Regions from separate parts of the Homo sapiens genome. Here region 1 is linked to region 2. The links are chromatin contacts, found by Hi-C or POLR2A ChIA-PET in ENCODE. All regions are on one chromosome and are shown on one strand. The core of a region is the stretch at or near the end of the contact, and the rest is flanking DNA. Distances in the headings are between cores, read along the strand shown. Region 1 holds the start of SNRNP27 (small nuclear ribonucleoprotein U4/U6.U5 subunit 27). Region 2 holds the start of GMCL1 (germ cell-less 1, spermatogenesis associated).

Region 1 (3,407 bases), core at 786-3,285, 64 kb after region 2:
CGGCCTCCCAAAGTGCTGGGATTACAGGCGTGAGCCACCGCGCCGGGTGAGGGGTTTCTTAAAAAGCATTTTCATCAGATGAGACCCCAGCCCTGAGGGGAGAAGGAGAAAGAGAAAGAGAAAGAAAGAGTATTTTCAGCCACCACCTGAGGCCACCATGTTCTTCCTCTCTTACACATCTAGTACATACCCCCTTAGGCTTCCCATAAATCCTGTCTTTCCTGTGGATAATTTCTTCAATCATTAGTGGTGTGCTTCTTCTTTCTTTTTTTTTTTTTTTGTTTGAGACGGAGTCCCACTCTGTCGCCCAGGCTGGAGTGCAGTGGCGCAGTCTCAGCTCACTGCAACCTCAACCTCCCAGGTTCAAGCAATTCTCCTGCCTCAGCCTCCCAAGTAGCTGGGATTACAAGCATGCGTCACCACGCCTGGCTATCATTAGTGGTGTGTTTCTCCAATGATGTCCCTAAATCTTCTTCCCTGGGGTCTGCACCTCCCTTGAACCTCCCCATTCTACACCTAGTGCATGCTTTGCCAGGGTAATTCCAAAGGCATCTGGGGGTTGGGGCTGTTGGTAGAAATCCTAGATGTCATGGCTGGATCTTTCCTGGAAGTTTGGGTTGGGACAGGTATTAAACAGGCCACTCTGAATGTATAAATCTAATTAAAAATTTATGTGATTGGTGGGCATTTTTTCCAACCTAATAAAGTCCCTTTCCATCCCCCAGCTCTTTGTATTTTAAAAGCCAGGTCACTAGACTTGATAATTCTAGAGAGAGCTGACTGAAAAGAGTTGGTTTGATTAGAAACAGAGGTTCAACACTTTTACACTGTTGGTGGGAATGTAAATTAGCTCAACCATTGTGGAAGACAATGTGGTGTTTCCTCAAAGACCTAAAACCAGAAATACCATTTGACCCAGCAATCCCATTACTGGGTATATACCCAAAGGAATATAAATAATTTTATTACGAAGATACTTGCACGCATATGTTCACTGCAGTACTATTCACAATAGCGAAGACATAGAATCAACCCAAATGCCCATCAATGATAGACTGGATTAAAAAAATGTGGTACGTATACACCATGGAATACTACACAGCCATAAAAAGGAACGAGATAATGTCCTTTGCAGGGACATGGATGGAACTAGAAGCCATTATCTTCAGCAAACTAACACAGAAACAGAAAACCAAACATTGCATGTTCTCACTTATAAGTAGGAGCTGAACAATGAGAACACATGGGCACAGGGAGAGGAACAACACACACTGGGGCCTGTAGGGGGAGGAGCTGGGGAGAGGGAGAGCATTGGGAAGAATAGCTTAATAGATGCAAGGCTTAATGGGTTGATAGGTGTAGCGAACCACCATGGCACACATTTACCTATGTAACAAAACTGCACATCCTGCAAATGTACCCTGGAACAAAATAAAATAAAATAAGAAATAGAGGTTTGAGTCTTTCCTGGTAAGCATATTTATGCTCTACCACAGACGGTTCAGCCTTGGGGCAAGACAGTCTTTCTCCTAATTTTTGTAGTTTTGAACATTCTAAAGTTTTTGTTGTTGTTGTTGTTGTTTTCCCTGAGGACAGAGGCAACTTTGGGGAAGTACTTTGTCGGGTAGGATGGAATCTGGGGCCTTTAGTTTTCCTTCCAAGAGCCCATAGGAGGTTTTGGGTGCCTTCTCAATGCTGGCATGAGAAAATATAAAGCAGATGGACAGTGAACTTTGGTATATTCACTCCTTATGAATGTTATGTGGAAAAGTGGAAGAACATAAGCTGTTTGTCTATGCTATGTTTACAATTGGTTTGCTCTATTTTGTGCATGTGGACAAAAATGGGGGAAAAATGAAAGCTGTGTTAGGATAATGGGTATACGGCTGAATTTTCCAGGAATTTCTATAATAACACCAAATCGCATGTTTTAATGCCCACCGTGAACAAAGAAGACCGGAACCCTCGCAACTCGTTTTGACGTTTTCTGGTCGGCGGTAAAAGCTCGGTTCCCGGCCCTCCCGGAAGTTGTTGCACAGTTGTTTCCGGGAAGCGGGACTCCAAATGGGTCGCAGTCGCAGCCGCTCTCCACGGAGGGGTGAGTCCTGTAGCAATTCGGAGGATATGGGGCTCTGTTGGAGGCCTGTCCCTTTTGTTTTATTTTGTTTTGTTTTTGGTAGCCGCGTAGCAGAGAGGCGGGCCCTTTTCCCAGGCGGAGAGCGAGGGGTGGATAAAGGAACGTAGACCTGGGCCCTGCCCTCTTCAGCCCGCCCTCTCCGGTTTGAAGGCAGTTGTTTGTCTCTGAATTAGTTTCATTAAGTCTTTGTCACCTTCATACAATAACTTTTATTACACTGTGGCCGGTGGGTTTAGAATTAGACCTCAGTTCCTTTGCTGAATTTCTGGGCGACGGTGGGCAAGTCACTACTCAGCCTTTCTGAATCGAATTCCCAGAATGAGTCATTGAGGGTAGTATTGCCAACTTTTAAAAACTGATGTGAGAATTAATGTCACATCCCATAACATACAGTATGTGATTCTGCCTGGTTCTTAAATACTTAATAAATGTTAGATTCCTGCCCAGGTCATTACAGGGAAATCGATATTAAGAATTTTGAGTCCTGGGAGCTCACTTCGTAATGTTTTCTGGCTACCAGCCCCATAAATGAGGCAGCGCGACGTAAAGAACCCTGGACTTCCATTAGGAGATCTAACTTAGACCCTCGGTTCTGCCCCTGATTCGTTTTTTTTTTAAATCAATTTATTTATTTTTAATGAGACAGAGTCTCGCTCTGTCGCCCGCCCAGGCTGGAGTGCAGTGGCCGATCTCAGCTCACTGCAACCTCCACCTCCTGGGTTCAAGCGATTCTCATGCCTCAGCCTTCCGAGTAGCTGGGATTACCCGTCCGTGCCACCACGCCTGGCTAATTTTTGTATTTTTATTAGAGACGGGGTTTCGCCGCGTTGGCCAGGCTGGTCTCGAACTCCTGACCTTGTGATCCGCCCGCCAGCCTCACAAAGTGCTGGGATTACAGGCGTGAGCCACCGCTCCCAGCCTCTTTTTACCTTTTTAATGTGACTAGTAATGGTTTGCATTATTTTTCTACTGGACGGCGCAGCTCTAGATATTTGAGGTAATTATCAGTTCTGCAATTTGTGTGCGTTTGCATTAGAACGTAGGCGTTCCCGGTCCACATCCCGGGAGAGAGAACGCAGGCGCCGAGAAAGGTCCAGGTCTCGGGAGAGAGATCGGAGAAGGAGCCGCTCGCGATCCCCGCACCGAAGACGCTCCCGGTAAGGGCAGAAAATAAGCCAAGAGTTTTATTTACCGAAAGTCCCTAAGAAACTGGTCGCAGCTCTTAACTTTGTTTTCATCGCTTATAAGGGGATTTACGGTTTCCTGAAAT
Region 2 (3,533 bases), core at 928-3,427:
AATTAGCATGACTTTGAGATATAATTATGTTTGTTTTTCCCTCCCACTGTCCACTTACATTTATTCAGTGGGCAGTTCTTCCCCTTCTTCAGATGTAAATTCAGATAGAGTCATGACTTTTCTGTTCACTCTTAGGTTTTAAAGTCCTACTGTGTAGTCCCTTAAGGTCATAAAACAGTGTCATTTTAGTAAGTAATATATCCAGTCAAAATTGCAAGCTTGATTTACAGTTGATGCTTCTTCCCTCACTCACCTCTGGCCTATTGCAAGTAGGAAGCTGGTTTCTGGGGAAAGGGAGACCATGGGCTTCTCTTCTTTTTCCACCTAGGTTTCCTTCAATGTTCTCCCCCTGCCCCAACCTACCATGTCTGGGTTGTAGCAAAGAAGAGAGTTAAGGGGAGCAGGAAAGTTGTTACCTGACTGTCATTGCTGTGGTGGTAGAGGATCAGCCCTATGTGACCCTGACAGACTAAAGTTGATTCTTGTGGGCATTCTTGTGGGTTCCTTTGTCAACCTCATCACGCTACTCACCTGAGGTTCCTCTGGCAAGGCAAATGTGTACTCCTTTTTCAGCCTCTAGGAATTTGGTGACTCTTTGAGGTTCTCAGTGCTGAAGTTCATTGCCTTCCTCCCAGGCCTGTTGGGCAGGACCTAAGCTGTCTCATGGTGGTCCACATCTGCTCCATGGGAAACACCTGCACGTTCTTTGTGCTGGCAAATTCTGTGTATGCAAGCTGATCCCTCTGCAGCCATTATTCTCCGCCTCCCACCTCCACCCCAAGCTGCCTCGGCTAGCCTCTCTCGGTTCAGATTTCTCATGCATGAATCAGACATTAGTCCACGGGGACCCTCAAACTACGTATACTGCCAATGGGAGTCTAAATTGGTACCTTGATGCAATCAACCCAGAGAGCAATTTGGTAATAGCTAACAAAGTTGCAGATTTCGCAGCAAATTCACTTTTGGGAATCTGCTTGGTGAATCCATTGCACATGATGTTCATTGCTGCTCTGTAAGGCCGTTAAAGTAGAAATAACCTCTCTCACTAAGGAATGTAAAAACAAATATGGGTCAGTCATACAATGAGCAGTGAAAATTATCTAGCGATTGACCAAATGGATAAATCTTGAGAGTATAATTTTGAGAGAGGAGAAAGGTGCACAATGAGAGGTACAACTATGATTCCATTCCATGATATGTCTAAACATGCAAAAGAAAATATTATTTATGGGTATGCATATAAGGACATGCATGGACATGATATACAACATTCTCAGCACAGTGATTGCCACTGGGGAGGGAGACAGAATGAGATGGAGGAGGTACGCAGGGGCTTCTGCCTATATGTATTGTTCTATTTAAAAAAGAATGAATCATTGATTACACCTCAATAAAGCTGGGAGGAAAAAAGAATGAAAGCAAGTCTGATAAAATTTCAAGCTAGTGGTCGGTCCACAGGAATCTGTATTACTCTATTTGAAATATTTTCATTATTTTACTTAAAAAGTAACAGAAGGGAGTCAGGGAATGAACGCTGGCTGTCCGGAGTCCATCACAAGAGCTGCTACTACTCCAAGCAGACACTAGTAAATTTTGCTAGGGCCTCCTGAAGGCACTTTTGAGTCCAGACAGTCATGGTGCCAGACCCTATTCGGACATCCCACTGGCACTTGAGAGGAAAGGAAAGGAGTGCCGGGAACGTTCCCATAACTTAACGGGTTCCATTCACGTCTACAGCAGGGGAGGGCTCATGTTAAGGAAGCCCAGGAATCCAGCATATCGCCTCATCCTAGGGCCCCCTCTCACAGGAGGCCACGCCCAAGCAAGCAGAGCGTGGCCCCAGCAAGCGCCGAGCTCCCGCAAGGAGACCAAATAGCTTCGGGGTTTTGCCACTAGCTTAGCACAGGCCCATAAGCACCGGGGACTCAAGGCACCTTTGTAGAAACAATGAGTGACTGGAGTCCCAGGTCTTGCCACTACAGAGGCGCGTATGAACCACGGTTTAACACTACGTCTACGCCGAAGTTCGGGTTAGTCAGAGGCCACGCCCACCGCAGGCCCGAAAACACCAGCCTGCACTGGCGCGCCGGATTGTGCGCAGGCTCCACCTGCCACGCACGCACGCCTTGCCCCGCCCCTTCCGGAGGCTCGCCGTACGCATGCGCCCTCCGTCCCGCGCTTTGTTGCGAAAGCGAGGGGGCGAGGTGCTGCGGTGCTAGAGCGCGGCGCGACCGGACGCTGCGGGCGGGGAAGAGGATGGAGACTGTGGCGTCCGCTGCAACGGTTGGGGCTGCGCGTGAGAAGGTGGCGGTGTAGGCACCTGCGCTCGGGGAAGGCTGGCGGCGGCGGCCGAGCCATGGCGGGAGACCCCCTTCTCTGGGCTCCCTGAAGTCTCGGGGAGCCGTGACCCATGGGATCGTTGAGCAGCCGGGTGCTGCGCCAGCCAAGACCAGCCCTTGCCCAGCAGGCGCAGGGTGCCAGGGCGGGGGGCTCGGCCCGGAGGCCGGACACTGGAGACGATGCGGCGGGCCACGGATTCTGTTACTGTGCGGGCAGCCACAAGCGCAAGCGGAGCAGCGGGTCCTTCTGCTACTGTCACCCTGACTCGGAGACGGACGAGGATGAGGAGGAGGGGGACGAGCAGCAGCGGCTCCTCAACACCCCTCGAAGGTACGTGGGGGCACGCACCCGCGCGGACCCGGACCCGCACCTGTTGGGCCTGGGGCCGAGCCGGCGCCTCGTGCGCTTGCGGGGTGCAGCGCTCCCCAGCCTATGGAGAGGGGACGTGCCCTTGACAGGGTGAATGTGGAAGCCGGCCCGATGCGGGGCGGACTGGGGAGCGCCTTGGGAGACGCCAGGTGTTCCGCATTTTCAACCACAGACGCTTCCAGGGTGTTGTTACAGCCCCAAGATGAGGATGAGAAACGCCAAGCCCGAGCTCGCGTCTCGTTAAACCTTAGAGACGCCCGGCTGGCTGGCCTTCCCAGTCCACCTTTGCCCTCTCAAGTGGGTAGCCGCAGAGTAAGTTGTTTTGCATCCGGTTGCCTTAGTACAGACACTAAATGTAATCTCTGAAATAGGCACTCTTATTGTCGCCCACTCAGTGGAGGGTAAGTAATTGCACACAGGAGTTCTTGTTAATTGTAAAGGTGAAGTTTATCAATAGTGTACATTTGTTCCTAACTAGGAACAGAGTCTGTGCAAGTTTCTAGTAGTTGATGAAGTCGTTGACCGTGGATGTACTGTATGTAGGGCGGTGCTGCTGCAGCTTGTTTAACCCCTTTTTTTTTTTTTTTTGGATGAGTTGAAAGATGGAATATTGACTTGTGACCTGGAATGTAGTTTATAGGTAGAATATATGCTTACACAAACAATTTGGTTTTTCTGCTTTTGTTTTTAAAGGTTATTTGGTAGGGTCACACATGAAATTTTTTAAATGATTTCTTTTTCTTTTTGAGACAGAGCCTTGCTCTGTCACTCAGGCCGGAGTGCAGTGGTGCGATCTCAACTCACTGCAACCTCCACCTCCTGGT

The links. A loop is a pair of places that touch in the nucleus more often than their neighbours do. ChIA-PET counts read pairs that join two places held with the same protein, here RNA polymerase II (POLR2A). Pooled maps may share reads with other maps.
Region 1: a loop to region 2 is called in a map of CD8-positive, alpha-beta T cell, with 8 times the contacts of the local background. The contact joins the promoter of SNRNP27 here to the promoter of GMCL1 in region 2. A Hi-C loop is called at or near these places in 13 of 168 maps with a recorded cell type or tissue (B cell, CD4-positive, alpha-beta T cell, CD8-positive, alpha-beta T cell and 7 more), 3 of 37 single-sample maps with no recorded cell type and 20 of 50 pooled maps. POLR2A ChIA-PET finds 5 or more read pairs at or near these places in 8 of 52 experiments (CD4-positive, alpha-beta T cell, HepG2, activated B cell and 5 more).

The regions. Positions count from the first base shown.
Region 1 is chr2:69,891,921-69,895,327 of GRCh38, forward strand. SNRNP27 (small nuclear ribonucleoprotein U4/U6.U5 subunit 27) reads left to right here and starts at 2,036. Exons shown (of 6, transcript NM_006857.3): 1 at 2,036-2,098; 2 at 3,174-3,294. The coding sequence starts at 2,065. RefSeq lists enhancers at 1,661-2,596, 2,339-2,398, 2,597-3,407.
Region 2 is chr2:69,827,483-69,831,015 of GRCh38, forward strand. GMCL1 (germ cell-less 1, spermatogenesis associated) reads left to right here and starts at 2,178. Exons shown (of 14, transcript NM_178439.5): 1 at 2,178-2,670. The coding sequence starts at 2,411. It overlaps LOC124906021 (a long non-coding RNA gene), which reads right to left and starts at 2,049. Exons shown (of 2, transcript XR_007086846.1): 1 at 532-2,049. RefSeq lists enhancers at 1,214-2,135, 1,530-1,619, 2,136-3,056 and silencers at 2,030-2,259, 2,640-2,719, 2,667-2,842.